Linked DNA regions of Homo sapiens: region 1 is linked to region 2. The links are chromatin loops, found by intact Hi-C in ENCODE. Cell type or tissue: heart left ventricle. All regions are shown on one strand. Each heading gives the region's core, and the rest is flanking DNA. Links, peaks and the distances in the headings are about the cores only. Region 1 holds the start of LINC02941 (long intergenic non-protein coding RNA 2941). Region 2 overlaps LINC02941 (long intergenic non-protein coding RNA 2941).

Region 1 (12,668 bases), core at 1,748-9,747, 100 kb after region 2:
CTCATTATGTACAACCTAAGAGAGAGGCCTAACGTAAACTTCGACTCTGGGTGACAATGATGTGTCAACGTAGGTTCACCCATTGTAAACAAATGTACCAGTCTGAGGGGAATGTTGATCACGGGGGAGGCTGAGCATGTGTGAGAGCAGGGGAGATATGGAAACTCTCTACTTTCCACTCAACTTTCCTGTGGACCCAAAACTGCTCTAAAACAAAAATAAAGTCAATTACAGTAAAATACCTGCATAGGACATAACTTCACGACACTGTTCAAAACATTTTACTTATTTTGTGAATATAAGTATATGCAATTCTTGTAACAATATTATGAGAGCTATATTACTACTATTATCCCCTTTTTGCTGATGAGGATTCAGTTACCTGACCCCAAATGTCATGACTGAGAAGTACCAGAACTGCCGCCTGGCTGCAGCCGACACACCCGTCCTTACTCCGCTTGGGTGCTTCTCAGTCATGCCAAACTAAGTCTCCAGCCACACATTCCTTCCCTTCGCCCCAAGCACAGTTCTTAAAGCTATTAGCTATGGTTGTTCTCATAGGCGTATTGTGTACTTAACAGTAAATATACACGCATAAAAAATATTTCTGCATGTGCCACTCTGAAGGATATGCTTTATATTTTTAAAAAAATGGAAGTGAAATCATTCCCAACAGTTTTCTCAGTAAAGATGAATATAAGGATTCACTTGAGTTCATCAAAGTGCCCCACAGATTCTTTGGTTATCTGTCTAATTCTGACATAATTCTGGAGTTTTTATAACTCACTTGGCAGTCTACTACAACCTTGATTATCCCATGGTTATTTAAGGAAGTTTTTATTTTTTAATATATTTTCTGTTTTACAAATTATCTGATGATGTGTATCATTTCTAAAAACAGAACAGAATCAACATTTTTTAAAAGTTTAGTCAAGAAAGGGACATCTAAATTGTTTAGATAACTGTGGTGACATAGACCAGAGAAGGTTTCAAAGGAAATCACTGTTTGTTCGTGAAGTGCAAATCCCTTTCCAGGAAATTAGTATCATGAAAATTATTACCAAAAAATCATAAATATATGCAGGGTTTTGTTTTGAATATATCTCTCATTAAAAAAAACAAATTATTTTTTCAGATGGAGTTGCTTGGATACAAGGAGAATCTTACAGAATACAAATGAACTTGAAGGCATTAGTAATATTTTCAAAATAATAGAGAAATGACACAAAGAGTGAAAGAGGTGAAATCTGTCTTTGATGGGAATAATATCTAAAAGGAGTATTGTACATATCTGCTGGCAGCTTTAAAAAAATTAATGATTACTGAAATTCAGAAATGTCAACAGTATGAAATGAGCAAAATTACTTCCCTAACAAGATTTTATAAGGTGAGCAATTGTTTTGAACATTTTCTAACCTTAACTTTTCTATTTATCTTAAGAATTTAAAAAACAAACAAAAAAAAACCCTAGTGTTTAAATATGAAAAGGAGACTTGTGGCAAATTCAGAATATAATAATTGACCATTAAAATAGAAATGCCTTCTCTAACCAGAAAAATGAATAAGGAAATTATAACTTACATTCTCTATGGATGTCTTTACAGAGATAAAGTAGTGGGATATTTCCTTGAAATAATGTTCATCATCAATGCTGAAGTTTACAGAGGACAAAAATATGAAATCATGTGTTCATAGACAGCCCCAGGACACACACAGTGGATGCATTGTGTTCTCCTGGGTTGCATAACTACTTTGAAAGAAGTTTTCTTTTCTGTGTCATAAAAGAAGACTTTTTGGCTCTGCCAGGATACTCTACCATTTGGCCCCATAGACTTCAAGCATGCCTGAAGATACGTGCCAATGGCTTGTTGGTTTTTGAAGATCATTCTGATCTCTGCTGAGTTACCCAACTGGACTCAGAAGGGTCTGACCCACGTGCCACATTCCAGCTGTTTGCTTGTTTGTTTTTAATCTCAACCTAGTTTAATGGGAAGAAGGTGAGTCACCTTGTGTGTATGTCAGCTGATATTTATGTCATGGAAACTTAAAGGGGATAGACTTGAAATTGAAAAGATAAGATTGTGATTGAATGGGCCTTGTATAAACTATGTTTTGTTTTTGTTCTCTTGCTTACTTACCTTGTAAACAGATTCCTTGAGTCTTAAACCAAGGATCTTAATCTTTGGTATTTACAGAGCCTTTCTTCCATGAAGCAGAGTTATTTAGGATGCTGCCAGCAAATGAGCTCTCAACTGGATCTGTCGTCATCATCATAGAACTTACTATGGTCTGGTAGTATTCAAAGTGCTTACTTAAATTAATTTCTGGAAACAACCTCACACATTTGACTCTATGTATTTTTCCACCTCATGATGAGGAAACAGACACAAAAAGGCCAAATGATTTTTTCAAGGACATTCAGCTAGGAAAGGGCAAAGACAGGCACAGATGAAGAAATAATCACAGGCACAAACGAGGTATCTGTTAATAGAGATCCTAGGAATCTGTGACTGTCAATATGAATTACAAATATGAAAATTATTTGTTGAATCAACAAAGTGGAAATAAAACTATTTTTTCTTAGCTGATTTGGTAATGACTAACAGTCAACATACCTATTAAGTGGTTTTGGTTGAAATAATTTAATTTGTTGTCAATACTAGTTCCCCCCTTTAAATTTAATGATACAGTTCCAATATCTAGATGAACAAATAAAGATAGGAGAAAGAATTCTATATTTTAGTCATTTCTGCTTATGGCCTCAATTTCAGATTCCAGAAATCCATAGCTAAGTAGTTATAAAGCAATTACAGTTGTTAGAGTAGCCCAGGATGGCTGGACAAAGTTGAATATTTCATGACTAAAAACAACAACAGCCAGGCACAGTGGTTCACACCTATAATCATAGCACTTTGGGTGGCTGGCTTAAGCCTGGAGTTCGAGACCAGCCTGGCAGTAAACTGAGACCTTGTCTCTATAAAAGATACAAAAATTAGTTGGTGTGGTGGTGTCTGCTTGTAGTCCCAGCTACTTTGGAGGCTGAGATGGGAGAATCACCTGAGCCCAGGAGGTTGAGGTTGCAGTGAGCTGAAATCGTGCCACTGCATTCCGTCGCTGCACTCCAGCAGCCTGGGTGACAGAGCGAGACCCTATCTCAAAACAAAACAAAGCAACCAAATCAATTCTCACTAAAAATAAACATACCTAAGACATCATCGTATATTTTAAATTCTTTCTAATTAAAGCAATGTTACTAAATATATTTTAAAGAGGCTTGTTATAAATGAAATACTTACAAGGTCATTGTACTGAATTCAAAATTTTTGTTATATGGAAGTTGTAGAACTTTGGGATTATGAAATACTAACACAAGTAAAAAATATAAAGTCCAATCTTTGAAAAGAAGATACTTTGTCTTAGTCAGTTTGGGCTGCTACAACAAAATACCATGGATGTGGTGGCTTCAACAACAGACATTTATTTTCTCACAGTTCTGGAGGCTGGGAAGTCTAAGATCAAGGTACTGGCCGATATGGTTCTTGGTGAGGGCATTCTTCCTACCTGATAGATAGTTACCTTTTTGCTGTGTGCTCATATGATCTTTCCTCAGTACCTGAGCATGGAGAGAGAGAAAGCTCCTGTGTTTCTTCATTTCCTTTGAAAGACATTAATCCCATCACGTAGTCCCCAACCTCATGATCTCATCTAAGCCTAACTACCTCCCAAAGGCCCCACCTCCAAATACCATCAAGATGGGGATTAGGACTTCAACATATGAATTTGGGAGTAACACAGTCAGTCCATAGACACTTCTAGGAAATCTTTTCCATGTAGTCCAGATGCATCTAGCATGCAAACCACAACAGGCTACAGAAGTGACTTGAGGGCAAGAAGAAAGATCCTTCTTTCAGACCCTAAACTCATCTTTCATGGGCCCAGGAAGGAGCCCCCAGCATGGAGGATACCCAAAGACTGAACAATAATATGAGGCTTGAGGCTCACAAATAAACCTCATTAAGAGAGAACTGGGAAAAATCAGAGTCAGAGAAAGAAGGAAAAAAGGTATGGCGGTGGGTAATGGGATTTGAGGTAGGAAAGGAAATGGGAAGGAGCAGAGCACTAGGAGGGAAGGGGAGGCGAAGGGGGAAGGTCAAAGGAAGAGAGAGGGAAGAAGATGACAAGAGCGAGCATAGTTTCACTTTCTCAGCATTAAAATCCTGAAATGGACACTCTAAAAATAAAAACTACAGGAGGTGGGGATTTTACCTGTAAATAATTTAAAAATCACTGAGCTTCCTGCCATGATAGCGCAGGCTATAGATTCCAACAATCTGAAGTGATTTTAAACGTCCCTCTCTAGAGAATAAGTAATAACATCCATCTCCCCCATAGAACAAAATTCCCTTTCTTGATGGAACTGAATGGGGTCAGTGGCATTTTTTTCTTGGAATCTTCACCAGCCCAAACTATAGACATAAGCCAACTTTCACAGAGGCTAGAGATTGTTAAGCTGTGGCTTGTCACCTATAACCCATTTTTATAAAATGTGAATGAAGGCTACTATATTGTTAGTGGCCACCTGTGGACATAAAGAATTTATAAGAGAAAAGTCAATAATGTCTTACCATGTAAGCACATCTGAAATACTGATATGATTTCAGCATTAAGTAAACACTAAAGCAAATTTGGTGACTAGTTGTATGTGTGATACACATATACATATGCATGTATGTATACCATTTAAAAAGAAACACCAAAAAAGTTTAAAATACACTGATTTTATGACAGCTGAAGAGCTAATTGTTGCTTTCCACTATTAAAACTTGGTAAATACCAATAGGAGAGGAATTGCTCAGCTTTAGGAAGGGGTAATTAGGTTTAATGGAACCAGTTGAGAAGAGGAACATTAAGCCTGTTGGGAAAAATTTCCTCCCAATGAAAACTATTAGATAATGGAATCACTTTCCAAGAGAAATGCCTGAAATCCTATCACTGAGGATATTTAGGATTCAGCTGGACATTACAAGACATTCCATGTCTCAGACTTTATGCCCTTTTATGTCCAAAATATGTTAGTATTTTATTTGATGAAATATATTCCAATCCTTTCTTCAGGACTACATATATAAAGAGACTGTATATGTGTATAAATATGCATATATAGTATAAATACATACATATATGTACTATATTTAGACTGTATATGTACAGTCCAAATATACACATAAATACACATATACATATACATACGTACTAAATATACATATACATATGTACTATACATATGTAGTCTAAATATAGTACATATGTGTATATGTGTATGTAGAGAGAGATAGGTAGATAGGCAGGTAGGTAGATTAATTGATAAATAGATAAATAGATATAAGGGAGAGAAACAGAAAAAGAATCTTAAGATTCAAGGTTCTTTTCTGTTTGTTTTTAAACTTGCAGGTTACAAATGAAAACACTAAAAACTGTGATTGATGAACAATAAAGAAATATACTCAGATAACAAGCACCTCCCTTTTTCTTGTTATACTAATTTCACCCTCAAGAGTCAGAAGCAACCAGGTTTGCATTTATTTTCAGTTAGTACTGGTTGCTTCTGAGAATAAGCCCAACTATTAATCTGAAATTCCAATAAAAGCACCAAAAAAAAAAAACCTCAGATGACAAAAATTAAAAATGTTCAGACTCTTAGTGAGAATTTAAGGTTCAATGACTTATCTAACTTTTTCTTGTAAAAAGAACAATCACTTTCAGAAAACCTATGCCCGCATGGAATGATGCATCCACTTCCTCCTAAACATAGATCACATTATCAGTGTTGCCAAATATATCAACAACAGCCTGACTGTTGAACACCATGTTTATCTAATGGACCATAACAGACAGCGAGAACAAGCACAGTTGGAGACAGCAATCTCTAAAAGTATTTCCAAACCAGCATCATTCTTTATTTTTTTTCTTTCCTTTTTCAATTAAGGGAAAGGGAGTTATTAAGCAAGACATACAAAAGCACTGTTAGGATAGCTCCACTGAAACCATTTCTTTCTGCTAAAATGTAAAATAATTCTGGAGGGTCACATTTTTATGTATTCACATGAGAACTAGGACAGAGAAGAAGGAGGGCCGTGGAGTCAAGTTTACACTGGACACCTAATCAAATCTGTTGTGAATTGCATAGAGAAAATTCCTAAGGACTCCAGAGATAAATTCTCAACTTTTCCCCTGTGCAGAGTGAAACAGTTCAAAGCTGAGGATCAGGATGGGACTGAGAGGGATTTTATTTAAATACTTGTGAGAAAAATAATGCAATTATTCAAAATGTTTAACATGATTTAATTTCAGGAATGAGACAAATTTGTTATAAAATGTTGAGAAAATACGGGTAAGTCAAAAGGAGAAAATAAACCACATATAATCCAATAATGCAGAGATAAGTGCTATTAAAATTTTGGTTTATATTTTCCCAATCTGATATGTCCTGAAACAGGTATTTTAAAAACAAAATAGAATATTTTGTATAATTTTGTGTAGTAATATTTTTCAATACATATCATATTCTGCACATTTTTCATAACAATATTTTTCTATAACACCGTTTAAATTGCTATTTGATACTCTGTTACATCAAGGCCCTCTATTTATTTTTCCAGCCCCATAGTGTTGTTACCAAACCTTTGCTATTATTAATAGTTCTGTGATATGTACTCTTACATTGTACTTTTATATGTGACCATAAATATTTCCTTAGAATAACTTACTTGAAGTGTGTCATAAAATGAACAAAACTCCAAGACTTTGTAACAGAGTGAAAATGCCCTTTATAATGTTTGTAATAATTTTCCTCTCTGCCCACAACAATGTTTATTGTGGTTTTGACAGAGTACCTTTTGTGTATTTGTTTTTGTTTACTTGAACCTATCAATCTTCTTTTATGGTTGCCTTCATAAGTTAACATTAAGAAAATTGTCACTATCTAAGATTAAATAAGTAATATATAAATAAGCTATATAAATCAAAAAAATTAAAAGATGAACATTTATTTTCTTCAAGTGGCTTTATACATCTTTTTAAAATATATAATATTTGCATCGTTATTTATTTATAATTTATGTTGATAAATAGTATAAAACAAAATAAGTTGTTACCGAACTTTCTCAATACATTTGTTAAATAAGCCATCTTGATTTGCTGATTTGATTTTATAGCACCGATTTGATGTGCTACCTCATGAAATTATTATATGCACACTATTCTTTATTTAGTTGAATCTGTAAAATTATTATAACCACTTCTTTCATGTGTCTCTAAAGAACCCAGGAGTCGCAATTATTTTACCTGTGCAGGAAGCAGTTAAAATTGATCAGCTTTTCATCATCTATGTCTATGTATTCTCAATTATTAAAAAAAAACTTTAAATATTAATCTTCCCTCAAAAATCTTAATCCATGAATAAGAAGAGTGTAGAAATCAGTAAATCATATCAAAAGGGTTTATGCAGCAACCACACTAGGGTGAGGAACCAAATTGCAAGAGAAAAATGTACTCTCATTTAAAGGACCAATAGGGTTTCCATTCTTCTTTTTTTGCTTCCTGTTCTTTCGTTACATTTCATTAAAAGCAGAGATTCTCAAAGAGGGGTCCCCAGACCAACAGCATCACATGGGAACTTGTTCGACAAAAATCATCCCAGACCTACTGAATCAACAATGGGGCCCAGAAGCTATGCTTTCACAAGTTTTCTATGTGATATTGATGCACACAAAAGCTTGATTTAAAAGAACTTTTTCAAGAAAGAATCTGAATAGAACCCACAGAAAATATTATGGTATCTGTGACATGATGGTACAACAAGCCTTTACTGAGAGATTTAATATAGACCTTTCTCCATTTGTCCTTTCCCTATTTATTATGTATGCATTCATTTATTAAACATTTTTTATATACCTCGATAAGGGCTGGAAGCTGAGTATGGACACTGAATAAAACAGATCACTTGCCCTCAAAATATTAGCAATTTATATATGGTTTTGTTCTACCTTGAAGGGAAAAGAAAACAAAAACTTATAACAGAAAAGAAAACTAGACTATTAGTTCTTTCATTTGTCAAGTTTTTTTTTTAAATACACATGGCTAGTTAAAATAAAGCCAAGTATTCTGCTTCTTAGAATATAAGCTTTTTTGTTGAAAAAACTTATGATAACATTCAAGATGAGAGCCTACAAAAATAGTACTAAAATGATCTTTAATTAAATTGCATATTACAGGGAGCGAGGTACGGAGTCATTATACTGAAACAATCAATCCAGAAAAAGCCCAAGGAAGGTGAAACTTTTGGAAAGAGTAGATAATTGACAATTTAAAGTTATAGTAATGACAGTGACAGATAACTGAGGCGTCATTGAAAAGGATCTCTCTGGAAGTGAAGAAGGACCACATGATGTATAAAAGATTGAGAAACAGCGACAATTTAGATTTGGGGAGTAGACGTAAGAAATGGAAGGAGAGAACAGGATGATTCTGAGTATTAGAAACTCAAGAAAAAGGCATAACCACAACCTTTTTTAAAGATGAGGACCAGGACTAACTAACTGACACGTTTGCTTTGTGCTAATTATGTTAAATCATTAGTTTCTCTCCTCTAAGCCTGTGCCTCTTTCCACAGTGAGCAAAGCAATCATTTGTCCTAACATCAAATCTCTTCCTCTTTAGGCTCAGCTCAGGACATACTTTCCCTGACAAACCCCTTCCCCATGCTGACTACACAATTCTTCACCTGGTGTCTTATTCAAACTCTTACGATAATTACAGGAGACCCAGTGCAATTTTAATAGCCCGATCCAGATTTATGAATGACATAGTGAGATAAATCAACTCAGCTTGCCCCAAAGGGTAGGTAGTAATGCAGAATGATACAGAAAAAAAAAAAAAAAAAAGGTCTCTAGAATGTTCAATGGGATACTTGCAGCAGGGTATTTTCCACTCTTAGGGAAAAAAAAGCTCTCCACCGCTAATGTCTGATCACACTCCCATATCAGCCAGTATTTGTTCTCTTCACCTAGACAACTTCTCATTCTTCAGAAAGAAATTTAAGCGTCATTTCCTCCATGAAGCTCATTCTAATTTGCTTGGACTATTCAAATTTTCCTGTGAGAGGTTCTTATTGCTTTTGGATCCCTCTTCACAAAACTGACCACAATTATAACTTTACATATATTTATGTGATTAAAGTTCACTTACTTCCCCTTTCTACATCTATTTTTTTCTTTTTTGAATCAGAACCTAAGGTACTGTCTAACACATGGCAGCTGCTTACAAATTCTTTAAATACTTGTTGAATGAATAAATGACTATTCACATCCTTGAACAAGTAAAGCAACCTCCCATTCCTGACTTTTAAGGTCTCTTTTACTATTGTTTTCTCTGTCTAGAATATTCCTCTCTTGAAATCCATATCTTGTTCCCACAGTGCCATCAGCAACATTTGTCAAATTATCAATAGAGGTCTTTCATCCTGGTTTTTTTTTAATTTTAAGTTCTGGGGTGCATGCGCAGGATGTGCAAGTTTGTTACATAGGTAAACATGTGCCATGGTGGTTTGCTGCATCTATCAACCCATCACCTAGGTATTAAGCTCAGTATGCATTAGCTACTTTTCCTGATGCTCTCCCCAACCCACCCTCTCCCAACAGGTCCCAGTGTGTGTTGTTCCCCTCCCTGTGTCCATGAGTTCTCATTTTTCAGCTCCCTCTTATAAGTGAGAACATGTGGGACTTGGTTTTCTGTTCCTGTGTTAGTTTGCTGAGAAAACAGCTTTCAGCTCCATCCATGTCACTGCAAAGGACATGATCTCATTCGTTTTTATGGCTACATAGTATTCCATGGTGTATATGTACCACATTTTCTTTAGCCAGTCTGTCATTGATGGGCATCCTGTTATTTTAATACAAAAAGCCACTTTTCTTTCTCATAAGTTCTTACATATTCCCATTTACTATTTGTTTTCTCCCCAACAGAATAAACTTCTATGAGAATAAATACTGACTCCTTCATTTACTACTGTATTTCCAGCATTGTACTGTGTTTGAAGGAGTGAAAAAGGAAATTTCTACCTCTCCTGTGTTAGAGTAACTGAAGGAGACCGTCACGGGACTGAGGTGCACCAGAATTTACCAAACTGATTGTAGTAGCCACAAGATAAGGATACTGTCTATTTTATGTGGTTCAGACTTGGAGTAACAAGAAGTGGAGCAGCAGGGAGAAGAAAAGGGAGGTGCTGTTGTGTACAAACTTGAGGATGTGTTGTCTTTAGCCACTGTTACCAAAGCAGATGACATCTCAAGATTTTAGACACTGAATGGCATGAATGGACAAGGCAAAAAAAAAAAGGCTTTTTCAAGCATAAGCTAATAATTTAATGCTAATATATATTTTTCTGTTAAATTAATATAAATATAACTCTAGGCCAAGAGCCCTCGCAAGATACAGGTGATAATGGAAAAAGAACATTGCCTGGTCCCACATAGGTGGTAAATGCAGAGATACTCCACTCACCAAAGTGAGTTCATTGTAAGAGTTATAATCTCACCTCTTCATGACAATTGCCAGGATCTTATGAACGTTGTGTGCATTGTGATGTTTATTTTATTTCTCATTGCCCTCCATAATGGACCTTGCTGTGTTCCCCCAAAATTCATATGTTGAAGTCCTAACTCCCAATACCTCAGAATATTACTGTATTTAGAATGACCTATTTAGGGACATAAAGGTTAAATGAAATTACTGGAGAGGGCCCCAGTCCAGTTTGACTGGTTTCATAGGAAGAGGAGATTAGGACACAAACACACACAGAGGAAAGACCATGTGAACATACACAAAGAAGACGGCCATTTGCAAGCCAAAAAGAGAGACCTCAGAAGAAATCAATCATGCCGACACCTTGATCTCAGAATTCCAGGCTCCAAAACCATAAGAAAAAAAATTCTGCTGTTTAAGTCACTCAGTCTATGGTATTTTGTTTTGGCAACCATAGCAAACTAATACACACTCTATTTTAAACAGTTTTAATTTATACTTACAAACTTAGTAAAATGCATAATGCCCGAAAGGCCTATTTGCTGATTTATTGAATGAGAATGGAAAAAATAGTTAAATTTAGAATAGATATCAGCAAATATTAACCACAACGTGAAATAGACAAAGTGTTTAGAAGATATTTACTGGTGATATATTTGCCTGAGAAGAAACCCCTATCATTAGGACAATGGTTCTCCAAGGAAGTATATAGATTGCACTTCATGTACACTGATACCTGAGAGTACATAATTTACACATACTGATAAATGAGAAAATACAACTGGAAAGAGAGATAAAAGAAGTATGTCCCCAAAGAAGTGACAAGCAGTGGAGATTTGGGAAGATACAGGTGTCAAAAAATAGATTATTTTTGGAGGAGTGGGAAGGAGCAGGAGATCATGAAAATGACAATGAAGAAAAGACCTATGGAAATGATAGCAAAATGAGTCTAAAATGTAAAGCAGAGGCAGAAGAGCAAAGAAAAAAGATGATTATTAGCATCACTGACCCATGGGCAAGGGCCCTAAAACTTTTTAAGGGTCATTAGGAATATCTGAAGTTCGCACATAAAATGCATTGAACACAAACATGAAAAGAAAACTGGAAAACCAAATTTTAAGATACATAGGGTTTACAAATTATGTCCTCTAGTCAACTGTATTTTATAAGTATACGGCAGTTATGTATCAGTTTTATATTACGTGGGGGAAAAGAACATTTAACATGCTCGGTATGATTCATGTGGGCGTGTAAGAGAGTCAAGGATCTTAGAAGTTTTTTTAAATTGCCCCAGAAAAAGGTGACAAAGCAATGTAGAGGAGAAGGAGGATATGGTAAAGACAGTATGACTTTATGTAAGGTATGGAATTGTGAGCTTTTTAGCAATTTTTATTGGTACCGTCAGACAGTTGTTCCTAGAAGAAAACATTGAGGGAAGTAATAATCAGTGCTGAAAACTCAGACATCATGTTTTGTCTTACTTTTTGGCATTATGGTTGCTAAATTATAATGCAAAAGCATATTCTTGCATTAGCAATCCAGTTTTTCAAAAAGCACATGGTTATGTCTAAATGATAGCAGGTAAACATTAATTGAACACACTCAGTGAAAGAAATATGCCATCAGAGGAAAAAGCATCATTTACCAATTGCTTGGCATTATGAAGAGAACTTTTTTTCTTACTTTTTCAAGAGATTGAATCACCACTTCCTTTAGAAATGACCTAATAAAACATATTTGGTTGCTCACATCAATATGAATCCATTGCTCAGTCAAACATGGCCACTGTTGACCATTAAAAAACAGTGTTTCTGGGGAATGCAAATAAGCAGTTATGTTAGTATCTTCAGAGAAACTTCTATAACAGTTCAAATAGAATACAAGTCTATTGATTAACACTTAATTAAAAAGATAAAGCAACCCAGTGTGATTTCACACTTGAAAGAAGAATTATGACAACTTAATTTAATGCCAAAATATGGAGTTTTATTTTAATGGAATAGTATGGGAATTTTAGGGAGGGTATAACAAATAATAAAAATCAGGATGTTTATCATATTGATAGGGCATAATAAATTTTTACAACA
Region 2 (12,668 bases), core at 2,244-10,243:
GATATTTCAGAAGATGAAAATAGCATCCATAATAAGTTATCTGAATTTAGGCAAGAATTAGGAAGAAAAAACAATTCTCAGTTCTTCTTCCTAAATTTGTCTCTCCCATCTTCCCCATAAGGAGCCCCGCTCTTCCCACAGGGACCAAGGTAACTATTTGATAATTCCTTCTTTGCAGCTATTTCCTGATGAGCTAGATGGAGAATTCACAGATTAATGCCAACCTCTTCAAATAACTGTATATGATGAAAAGGAAACACTGGCATGGTTTGTCCATGTGGCAGGTTTTTAATATTTATTCAAAAAATATATACTGGAAGGAGAAAACAGATATGGGAAACTAAGATGTATCATTCATATAAGAATACAATTTTGTCTATTAATGACCACAGTGTGTGATATTTAATTGGTCTTCAGAATAATTGCATATCAAACCATCTAAATCTGATAACATGTTTGGTCAATAATGATCTCCACATAGGTTATTGAATTTTTGCCCAGCTGGCACTGGTTGAGGCCCAGGGAAGCTCTAAGTTTAAAAGAACTTGAGGAACAAAAAAGAATAAAAATTAGGTACAAGCCTTTTAAAATTTATGTTGATCCCAAGTTCACTATTTTGCCATTTGGGTAACAGTTATATATTTTGTGGAGCTCCCATGATATCTTAGACATAAACCCACACGAAGTAGATATTCAGTATCTATGACTTAGGGGATTGGCTGATCTATTTCATCTCTTTCCTTCTAATGGTTGTTCAATAAGTCATACAGTAACTACTGTAGTTGCTGTATTGAAGTAGTCAAGTGAAAAAGAATATTTTTTTCTCCCTTGAACAGTATTTTCTGCTAACACAGCACACTTGTAAAAGCCCTTGAATATTTCAGCATAGGCATCAGATAAACATATAAATAACTAGATAAATAACTGACAAAATGCTGCAAATTATTTGGCGATAAATATAAGCACACCACAAATTACAAGGTTAATGCTTAACATCTTTTAGAAAATGCTTCTAAACTAAGGCTGTATTGTTAACATGAGATTACGGAAAAGGATTTTGTAATACTTAAAAGTTCTTGGACTGTTGGACAGTGAGTATTTTCTAATTGCTGAGCAAAAATAACAATATGGCATGATTCAATTCTGTAAGATTGAATGATTAAAAAAATCAAAATCAAAGGCTCTTCTGTTTGTACTATGAAGCATTTGGAGTTAAATTGTAAATAAGGACTGGAAAGAACGCATACAATTTAAGTAGCAGTCAGGACCAGTGGAGTATAATTTTTGGAATGCTTAAAATGATTATGAGATTGAGTAAGAAAATCGTAATGCCCAATTTTCTCTGAAAAAAAAAAAGTTATAGATGCCCTAAACAAGACACCAATGGTTGATAAAAAGGCAAAAATAAAAAATTTGGTCCCTGAATGATGACAAGTCAATGCAAATAGTGTGCTTTCCATTGGAAGCACAATTCCATATGTTCGTAGGCCAGCTCTGTCAGGCCCATTGGCAGGCCGTCCTGCTGTGCTCATCCTCAGTATGACACTCACCAGGCAGAGATGATGATGTATAGAAGCCAGGAAAATTTCCACTACGTGTCATGATCATGAGAGGCATAGCCTAGCTGCTGCTGAATGGTGGCAGCAGAAAATTCAGTCAACATATTTTAACCTTCAGAGTTATTCAGGCACATTCTGATCTCACCAAATGAGCTGATAAGAGTGAAGTACAAACTTGGCGTCAAACAGCTGTTTCCAAACAACCAATGGGAGGCAAGGCAAAGGAGTGCTTTCTTTCCGTTTTTAGGTACAGTCAGTGCTTTTCAAGGCTAAAACTTCAACAACAGTTTTTCCATTGCATAAAACAAAAACAGCTAACCTTTTAAATGTATAGGAACACAGTGGGGTAATAAAAATAAAAGGAAGAAGAGAAGAAGAAAAAGAATAAATGGAAGAATAACTTAAATGTTATAGGGTAAAACCAGCCAGGTTCTAAAGACAAAGCACTCTATGAACATTAGATTATGCAGTTGATTCGACCCTAATTCAAGTCAAGCTGGTTCAAATGTTTCACTTGAAATTTTTTTGTCCTTTTTTGCTTGTTGCTTATCCTGAAATCTGATCTACTTGTAGGTTTAATGCAGGGGACGGGCAAAAATCTGACCTATCCTTAGTATTGTAAGGGATTGCACTAAATGTGGGAGTAAGAGCAATAATTCCACAGCTTCCTTCTTGGAAACAGGCCCAGCTTGAAGAAATAAAAATAGAAGTGTCTGAATGCAACTAAAAAGCTCAGCCACATGGAATTTAAATGCCAATTCCCTTTAGCCTTTTTTTTTTATTTTTTTAGTCATCAAAATTCCTAAGCCCACAAATTCAAAAACTCTTACAGTCCAGCATCTTTTCTGGTAACCCATCACTTGAAGTCACATTGATCCAAAATGACTGCATATTGAATAGCTTCAACCCAGCTGTCCTCATACTTTTAAAAAATTATTAAGTTTAAAATGTAGATAAATAAATACATATGCCAAAGGGCACTAGAGTTCCAGGACAGGACTCGTTTAGTTGATGTTCATCCTTATGATTCCAGAATACACTTATATTAAGTTTTTTACGTTCTAAAAAAACACATTTTAAATTGAAACAAAAAAATTCCTAATATTTTTGCCAACCTCTGTTTCTAATTTGCCCAAGGGCCCTGTTTAGCATATTTGCAGTATCATATATTCAAAGTGGAAGAACGGGAAACAAAAAACAGATTTAGGAAACCAAGATTTACCACTAGTATGAGATGATAATTTGGTGTATCTCATGATGACTACATACATTAATTGTTTTTATGAGTGCTTCCATATTTTAAATTGTCTTCTGGATGGTAGATATATCAACATTCTCGGAAAAATTGAATTTCTCTGTCACTCTGCTGTTCATTGATCTTTTGTCTGCATGTGGTCTTTTTGAAATTAAGTGAAACTCTTTGTTTAAAAGAGATACTTAGGGTGCAAAGAGGAATAAGAATCTGGCCTAGGCCATTTAAACCCATGTTTATCCAGTATTCATCATTTTCTCCTCTAACATATGAACGTAGTTTCCAAAACCACAAATCTCACAAGTGTTTAGATCCAGACTTGTAAACAGGTTTGATTTCCTTTTACTGAGCGTCTTCCTTCCTCTTCTCTTATTGCATTCAGCTGGCTCTAATTCCTTCTGGTGTACTTAAAGAAATGAAATATTTTGTCTGAATTAAGAATAATCATGTGTTTGAGAAGATCAATCCTGAAACAATAGAAAAGTGAATTGTTTCCAATGGATCTGTTTACAATGACTGAGCAACTAGGATTTGGATGAATAAATAAAAAGACCAGTAATTTTATTGAGTTATATTGTTCAATTTCAATTGTGTCTCTTAACATAAACAGCTTAGTGATTGATGTATTATTGAATATTCGTGGAGTGTGCCTGTAATGAATATGTTTATGAGTGACCCTCTGAGAGTAAATCAATGTTAGAAAGAGACCTCTGTTTTTTAGGAGTTTAGATGATTGCAAATCAAACTTTCAAATGTCCAGATTTTAACACCTAGTACTTTGAAATTTAGAGGGAAAATTAAAAGTACCCAAAAAGCAAACGAGCCAGTGAATTATGGGAAAGAAAAAAAGAAAACATTTTTTTTTTCTTTTTTCAGACAGTGTCTTGCTTTGTCACCCAGGCTGGAGTGCAGTAGTACAATCACAGCTCTCTGCAGCCTCGTGCTCCTAGGCTCAATCTGTCCTCCCACCTCAGCAGCTGGGACTACAGGCATGCAGGACCACACCCAGTTGATTTTATTGTTTTTGTTATTGTTGTTGTTTTGTTTTTGTTTTTATTTTTTCGTAGAGATGGGGTCTCACTCTGTTGCCCTGGTGTGTCTTGAATTTCTGGCCTCAAGAGAGCCTCCTACCTCAGCCTCCCAAAGTGTTGGGATTACATGTGTGAGCCACCACATCCAGCCAGAATTCTTATTAACCTTTTTCAGTATCTGAGGCCATTATTTGGAAGCATCCTTAAGAAAATGACCAAAACATCACCATGACAGAGTCAAACACACTAGTGTCTTAAACAAATCATGCTCTTTTCTTTTAAAATTATGCAACTATTAATAGGCATGTAATTCTACTTATTATTCTCCCTAGTGGATAATTTATCTCTGTGAAAATGCTCCTCCTAGTAAGGTATTGAACTACATTTTGTCTTGAGCTTCATAGATGTCCAAGTATCTGAATTGATTGATGAGGCAAGGATATTCAATTGCAGAATCCCTCACTTCTATACAATTCATGATCTCCCTCAATTACTCTATTTTCTAAATGCTTATGACCTGGTCCAAGGAACTCGTAAGTCTTAGAAACGTATCTTCCACCATTCTTGGAATCGCTGCCCACAAAAATCATACACAAATGGGATGCTTCAATAATTTCTAAGTGGGGGAATGCCTAGGAAATGCAATAGACTGTTATCCTCAATCAGGAGGATATACAATCTGTTGATACAGCCTGGGGTTAGACAAGTAATGTCTCTATGACAAGGTGCTAAACTATGCTCTATCTTCCAATAGTACCTCTTCCTTCTCACATCTTCCAACTGGTATCTCTTCCCAGATTCTCTACTTATTCTCTTTTTTTCTATATACCCATATATACAGAAATATCTTTCAATCATATGTGTACAACTCCAAAATTCTTATTTCAAGATTAAATTATTTCTCAAGCTTATTCCTGTCTTACGTTTTCAACTGCCTGCTACTTTCCCCCCAAAATCCACATTCTGTTAAACCAGATGTCCTTCCTGACTTCTTTATTTCTATGTATGTGCCAAAATTCCCCTAGTCAGCTTAAAATTCAGTCATCTTTTTCCATTTCCTGTCTTCATCAATTCACTACTATCACCTTACATTTACATTTTGCTCCACAATTTTCAAACTGTTTCTATCTATATATTTTTATTTAATTGTAATAAATATGTGAAGTATGGGGAAATAATGCCTAGGTACTTGCTAATAGTAGTCCAGTTCATGAACCAGTAGCATGGCTGTCACCTGCGAGACTTTCAGAAATACAGAAGCTCAGCCTCCATCCCAGACCAACTGAATCAGAATCTGCAATTTAACAAGATCCCTGAGCAAATGATACATTATGGTGTTTTAAGTATTAATCTATTACTTGGAAAAGGTAATAGATTTGCTTAAGATATCACAGGCAGTAAGTGGAAGAACCAAAATCGAAAACAAAATATTCTAGCTTTCCAAGCCCAAATACAACGTTATTACAGGTGTGGTCCTCAGACCAGCAGCATCGGCATCATCTTGGGAGCTGGCTTAGTAAAATACAAATGCTTGGGGCTTGCCTCAGACCTCTAAATCAGAATCTCTGGGGGTAGGGGCCAAGGAATCAGTCTGTTTGCAAGTTCTGTTGATAATTCTTACATATGTTAAAGCTTGGGAAGCACTACTTTAATGTAAAATATATCTACTGAGTTCAATTAGGTGCCACTTTGTCTGCCATCATTCCTTCTTTTCTATGTCCTTTTCCACCTTCATATCTAATTAATGATTCCCTTTTAGGAAATAAGCTAATAGCCGTCTTCTTCTTTAACCAACCAATCCAGGTATCTCTCTCTCTCTAAATCATCTCTTATGCATTCATTCATTCAAAAAACATTTCAGTGTCTCAGACAATAGGTTCATTGCAAAAATTTCAGTGGCTCCCACTGCCTCCAAAACAAGGCAATTCTCTTCACATTGCCCTTAATGAACCTTTCCATTGCCATTAATGAACCTTTCCATTGTCCTTAATGGGAACCTCAAACTCCCATTTTTCTTATCTGCCACTGTTGTTCTGTATAAGGCTATACTCCAGACAAAAGGTCAGGAGGAAAAACCCAAGGCAATCCACTAAAACAAGGACATACCTCTAGGTGAGATTCTGTCTCCAGCAGCAGAATCTGAGCTGGTGTTGAGTCAAAGCCTTTGCAGGGAAGACACTCAGGCTCTTCCTCCTGGAGCCAAAATTTATCTTAAAAAACGATTGGCTGGCTGGGCGCTGTGGCTCATGCCTGTAATCCCAGCACTTTGGGAGGCCGAGATGGGTGGATCACCTGAGGTCAGGAGTTTGTGACCAGCCTGGCCAACATGGTGAAACCTCATCTCTACTAAAAATACAAAAATTAGCTGGGCATGGTGGCACATGCCTGTAATCCCAGCTACTCGGGAGGCTGAGGCACGAGAATTGCTTGAACCCTGGAGGCAGAGGTGTCAGTGAGCTGAGATCACGCCACTGCACTCCAGCCTGGGCAACAGAGCAAGAACCCCATCTCAAAAAAAAAAAAAAAGAAAAATTGGGTTTGACTCACTGTCAGAATTGAAAGAGGCATGGATGTATAGTGAAAAACATGGACCCAGACAGTTTTTCACAGTATGGAGGGAGTTTTTTGAATGGTTGACAATCATTTAGTACAAGCACCAACTATGAAGCCACATAGATGAAGAGCCATAAACATAGTTAGAAAGACTATAGGTAGAGGGCCATGTTCTTTGAATTGCCCAGTGTCAGGAATGTAATAGGCATTAGAGAACTTCAAATGACTCCTCATCTTATTCTAAACCAGATAACTGGGTTCCACTGTGATGGAACGTCTTATACTAAATCCAGTGCCTTATCGGCAACAGCCTGAGGTGTTCTGATACCCACTGAGGACTTTACATTACAGCAGTAATTCCCAATTTTGGCTGCATGCTAAAATCATTAGTGGAGTTTTAGAAAAAAAAATTATACTTAGTGCCTTTATCCAGAGACTATATTTAATTGATGCAGAGTGAGGACTGGTCATTTTATTTTATTTTTACTTCCCCAAGTAATTCTAATGTGTGTTCAGGTTTAAGAACCACTGCCCTGTACAGTGATCCCGATACTATGTGACCTGGTAAAATGGTAAACATCATACCACACCATCTTGTGAAATGGCAGTCTAATATAGTAGGTCTGGGATGGGGCCCATCATTCACGTAACTAACAATTTCCCAGGTGATGCTGATCCTACTGATCCACAGATCACACTTCAGGTAACAAGGCGCCATATGACTCAAACTTCCATTATTGTTTCCTCTGCCCTCCAAATGACTTTTTCCTCTGTGTGCAGTCAAAAATGGAATCCTCCCTTTAAAAGGGTCCCCATATATCTTATATAGTTTACTCATTCATTCCATAAATATCTGAGTCCCTACTGTGTGCCAGACATTGTTATAAACGGTGTCTAAAGTGGCTATAACTTATCCCAATCAACTTCTTTCAAATAAACGTCTGAATAAAATAAATCACACTATGTAAAATCAAGAAGCTGATATTGGCATTCTACCTTGAAAATGTGCAGATCCGTGGCTGTCTTGGAAATGGCCAAACAAGGCAAAGGGAAAAAGTATGGTATAGTGTGGAGATTACGCAACACAGGATAAAGAACAGAAGCCTAAGTACTGTGTATCTGAGTCTCTGTTGCCTCATTTTTAAACAAAGATGATGACAGTAGCAGCATCACAGGATTGTTGTGAGTCAATAAGAGCCTGCATTTAACAGTGTTTGTGAACAGAAATGTATTATATTATTCTCATAAACTGGCTCTTTATATTGAAATCCTGAGAAAATTTTCCAAAAGATTAACTTCTCATTTATGTGTAATTCCTTGCAAATAAGTTCTGCCAATTTTTTTAACCATTTAGCAGCTTTGTGAACTTAGCATAAATTTTTTAAATAGAAGAGGAAAAATCAATGATAACAAAGCTAATATGTCTTTTCCTATAATAAAGACTTCATAACTACATACTCAGATTACATATGTAGATTTTTAAGTATATGAGCTTCAAATGAGTTCTTTGTACATTTTAGAGATGCTATAATAACTTCAAAGCAGTAAGGGGAGGTAATAAAATATGCAAAGCCCTACCATATAGACAGTTTCCAAACACATACTGATGAGAAGATCATCTGTCTCAACAAAGTCACATGCATCCTATTAAGAAAAACCCTTTACAAGTGGTTTCTTTACATCTCTTTCTTATAAAGAGAAGGGAATTGCCATCACACCCTTCAAAAACCAGGATGCTTCTTGTTTTATAGATCATAGAAATTTTGCATGATTATTTTCTGCTCTTGAATTGGGAAATTCTTCAACACACAAAGTAGTAAGTTTAGGTCATTTCCCCCTTTTTTAGCCTTGGCAACAAAAACTAAACTTGAAGAAAATATTTTTAAATACTTATTTTTTTAATAAAAGTTAACTCTAGTTATTCATACAAAATTTCAAATTTGTGCTGATTTTTCTCATTGCTTTTCATACTTTGATTATATTTGTCCAATTTTTCTTCTAAAATAAACTTTGGCTTTAGCACATCTACAAAAATGCCAAACAGGAAAACAGGACAAGTTCTAATGTCTATCAGGGTTTTGGCAAAAACCCTCTCATGTCTATCAGGGTTTCTGTCTGCTACCGTACAAACTCAAATGAGGACATGAGAGTGCTTTTTAAAAGGTTGTTATGCTTAATCTTTAAGTTTTCATTAAATTAATACTGTTCTACTATATGATTTTTTTAAAAAATAGCGCTGACAAGTAAGTGTTTCATTTCCTCTTCTGCAAAAGAGTCTCAAAATAAGCAAACAAATAATATCTGAAGAATAAAAAACAGAACAAACAGCTCTGAAAAAGACAGGTGGCAATCAAAGTCGTACATATTCCTGTACTATGATTAGTTTGAGAGGCATAATGTTTATGAATAAGAAACATATTTTTGCTACTGATCAGATTCAAATATTCTAGAAACTTGGAATTACAAACATTTGCTTCTTTGCCTGTCAGGGGGCAAATACAGGCAGCAGCTAGAGAATAATTAGTAGAAATATGATGGCAGGTAGTAACATTAAATATTATTAGTTAAAATGACAGAAGTGCAAATTGTGAAAACTCAATATATGGTCAGCAAGGCATAATTGGAAAATATGTCTTAAAAGGTTAGGCTGTGACTCAAGGAAGTTTAATCTAGAAATAATATCTTTTTAAAAAAATCATTTCAACATAGATCATATCCGCTGCATCTTCACAGGTCAAAATAAATTGCCCTTTTCCTCTGATGGTGAATCATAATAGTTTCACAACATGGTCTTAAAATCCACTTAGATAACAAATGGTTGAAAATAATGAATTCTAGATTTCTTCCTTTTGCCATCAGTCACCTTGAAGATGGACTTGACTTCACTGAGGATAAGAATAGTGCCTTACTCATTTCTCTCTCTGTGGCTCAATGTGGCCCAATAATGCTTGTTAAATGAATAACTGCTGCCAACAAATGCTTGTTCAATGAATGAATCAATCAATGAAGAGGCACTGAGGACATATCCTCCCCCACAGAAAGCCTCTCATGACCACAGTGCACAATTACAAAACCAAAATAGTAGCTAACAACTTGAACTCCTGTATAAAACCAAAGGAGCCTCTTTGGGAATGTCCTTCTATCTGAAACAGCAATATAATAGTTAAATCCATTTCACCATAAGCATTTAATTATCCATTCCTATCTACTCATTTAGGGAGGTGCTGTTCTCACTGATTATTTTACAATTAGAATGGAGTTCAGATTTGTGGAAGAAAATGGGGAGAAATTTGGGCCTTTAAAAAGTAACTAACATTTTGTGCAAACCACACAAACCTCTGAGCCCTATTAAAATTACCGATAAGCAATCTTAGAAAAACATTCTCCAGTAATGGCTAACTGGGTTCTTGCAGCAAAGCAAATTGTTTTTTCTTGGCAAGCATCCCACAAGCAATAGGCAGCAAGAAATTGTTTGTGCTACACATACAAGTTCTCATGTGTATCTGCAATTCTAATGCCAAATTTGGTCCTATCTCAAAAGCCACTTTAACTGAAAAGACAACTGCCGGAGACTTTACCAGGATATCTAGTCAGGAACTCCAAGATCATCAGAAAGAATTTCCATGTATTACTGTGGCCGGTATGGAAAATCACACTGTCCATTTTGGGAAAAGATTCCTACACATTTTCTTCTCCTTTCTCCTGGCAAGAATTTTTGTTTGGTCAAGGACATCTGGTTAGCATGTAGCACACAGAAAACATACTGCTTGTCTTTCAGTAAAATAAACTTAAAATAACTAAAATGACATCAATGTCCAGAAAAAAGGAAAAACAGAAGAAATGTGCATTGGTGCATTGTGATGGGTCATTGGAGGGCTTGCAGTGGCCAAGCCAGGTGGGCTAAGCTAGAATAGACAAGTGAAGATCAAGAATTTGAAGCAATGTTTTGAATGAGATAGAGATATATAGTGGAACCACTGAAATTTAAGTAGTCATTTCACAGGAAAGGGGGTTCTATGGAATAACTTCTCAGGAGAGAAGAGTGTCGACACAAATAAGGAAGGTTCTATAAGTGTTCCTGAATAGATGTGGGTAGGTGCCAGGTTTACACACACACACACTCAGACATACACACACAATTTGGCTGCAAGTATATAGTGTGTATTTTTAGAATCCATTTATGAGTTGATGTGACTTTGTTGTTCCTTGAGAAGTAAGAAATGGCTTTCAACTAAGTTAAGCAAGACATAAATAACTGATTTTCAGGATTTATTACCTTTATAGATAATACCTATATCTTAAAACTAACTGCCTTACGCATAGAAAAGAATAAGTCAACAGAGAGAAAGTAAAGGCTGGAGAAAGGATTAGAAAGCAAGGGGGGACTGCCTTCAGGACCTCTATCGCTGACCAATTACATGGGTTTCACAGGAGATCACCCAAATATGAAGTATATGCAGAATTGAGAGTTTGTGCCAAGCTGCCATTGTCTTCTGACATCCATTAAACTTATACTACAGTAGTCCCCCCTTATCCTCAGAGGATATGTTCCAAGACTCCCAGTGGATACCTGAACCTGCAGCTAGTATTGAACCCTATACACACTATGTTGTTTTCTATACATACATACCTATGATGAAGTTTAATTTATAAATTAGGAAAAGTAAAAGATTGTCAACAGTAACTAATAACAAAATAGAATGATTATAACAATATACTGTAATAAAAGTTTGTGAGTGTGATCTCTCTCTCTCTTGCTCACTCTCAAAGTATCTTATTGTACTATACTCACCCAATTTTGAATCCCAGTTGGCCACAAGTAACTGGAAACTGAGGAAAGGGGGGATACTGTATTCTGTCACTTACACATGACTCTGCTTTTTTCCTATCCAAAATCACAGAAGAAAGCACTCTTTTAAAAGATTTATTTATAAATTTAGTCTATTAAGTGGAGGTTTATGTGGTGATAAGGCAAACAAAAAAATGAGAACCAGATTGTTTTTCTGTGTGCAATAATTCCTGCCAAGGAAAGAAGCAAATCAAGGAAATTTTTTTTTTTTGATTTTAAAAACTGTAAAGTTTCCTCTTTATGAGTCTTCACATTATTTTAATGCTTTGGTGACATTTTCTGTAATACTTTTAGTTTTAGGGCATGTGGATAAAAAAAGTAAAATAGAAAACAGAAACCATATTTGAAGATAAAAGTGAGAATATTATTATTGCTCTAAGTAACAAGAAAACATCCAAATTAAAAAAGATGGGTAAAAATCTTGCTGATGGTTCCTCTATAGGTCATATTTTACTCTTTCTAGCTGTCTTGAAGTTGCCAAATTCTATGTTCAAATGTCCAGCTTCATGGAGATACAACTTTTTATCCATGGAAATAAATACTGAAATAAATTATATTGGTTTATAATTTATTTTGAGACTCAGATTCTGGATTTATACTTATTCCTGGATGTATTTTATTGTCAATTCATGCTACCCTTATATTAGAAACCTGGAATGGAAATTGCTCATATTTATTGTCCTGCAAGTACAAAATTTCTCAGTGTTCACTGCTATTCAATGTAGTATCTGCTAGAATGGGTCACTGTTTCAATCCAGCTGTATTAGCACTTTATAAATGCAATAGAATCAAATTCTGTATTGGAAAAAACTGAACTCTTTGGAATATGTCAGTAGTTAAAGAAGTAAGAGAAAAAAAAAACCCCAACATTCCATGAGCTATATGTAGCAATAAAGAATATTTAAATATGGAAAATTTCCAAGGAATGAAATCAGGGTTGGGAAGTAAGAAAAATACTGCTGAAATATCTTCAAAAGTAAATTAAACGTCTATGGGAGACTATAATGTCTAGCAAGCACAGTTTGCAAACGCTGATGTCCTGCATGCCATTACACCACCAGTTCAGCCTCTTTCCCCTAAAACATAGCTGATTGCTACGTTTCTTGCACTTTGTCTCCATGTGAACAATGGTTCCATTTTATAATGGAAAAGATACAAAAATAGGATAGGTGTCTTGAGATTCACACTGCAGTAACACTCTACTAAAGATATTGGATGGATTGCTGGATTCCTGAGTGAGATGTGATGCAAAAGTACTCCCAAGGTTTTGGATTTTCAGGGAATCACACTACCATGGTGCTGCTAACTTACTTTGTAACATAGACCACTTAAATATTCCAGAATCTGGGGTTAACGAGAAGTTAGACAATTAACGTATTATCATTGGAGTTGCCTCGGCAAGATCCCTCTCCAGCCAAACCTAA

Evidence for each region. Hi-C counts contacts between places; a loop is a spot of excess contacts. Peaks named below come from ENCODE experiments on the same cell type or tissue, not always from the same donor. Only the 100,000 strongest peaks of a DNase experiment are listed, where the experiment ranks them.
Region 1: a loop joins it to region 2, with 2.1 times the contacts of the local background. A loop is called at or near these places in 18 of 110 quality-filtered maps.

The regions. Positions count from the first base shown.
Region 1 is chr6:139,967,341-139,980,008 of GRCh38, reverse strand. It overlaps LINC02941 (long intergenic non-protein coding RNA 2941), which reads right to left and starts at 3,690. Exons shown (of 2, transcript NR_121623.1): 1 at 3,577-3,690. LOC103352541 (a long non-coding RNA gene) reads left to right here. Exons shown (of 3, transcript NR_121624.1): 2 at 1,136-1,387; 3 at 1,605-1,659. In heart left ventricle, for the core only: no CTCF peak of the experiment used is centred there; no DNase peak of the experiment used is centred there; H3K27ac peaks cover 2,493 bases.
Region 2 is chr6:140,068,481-140,081,148 of GRCh38, reverse strand. The region is part of intron 1 of LINC02941 (long intergenic non-protein coding RNA 2941); the gene reads right to left. All of the region lies in intron 2 of LOC107986652 (a long non-coding RNA gene), which reads left to right. Among named protein-coding and RNA genes, the nearest start is that of LINC02941, 98 kb to the right of the region's middle. In heart left ventricle, for the core only: no CTCF peak of the experiment used is centred there; no DNase peak of the experiment used is centred there; H3K27ac peaks cover 1,178 bases.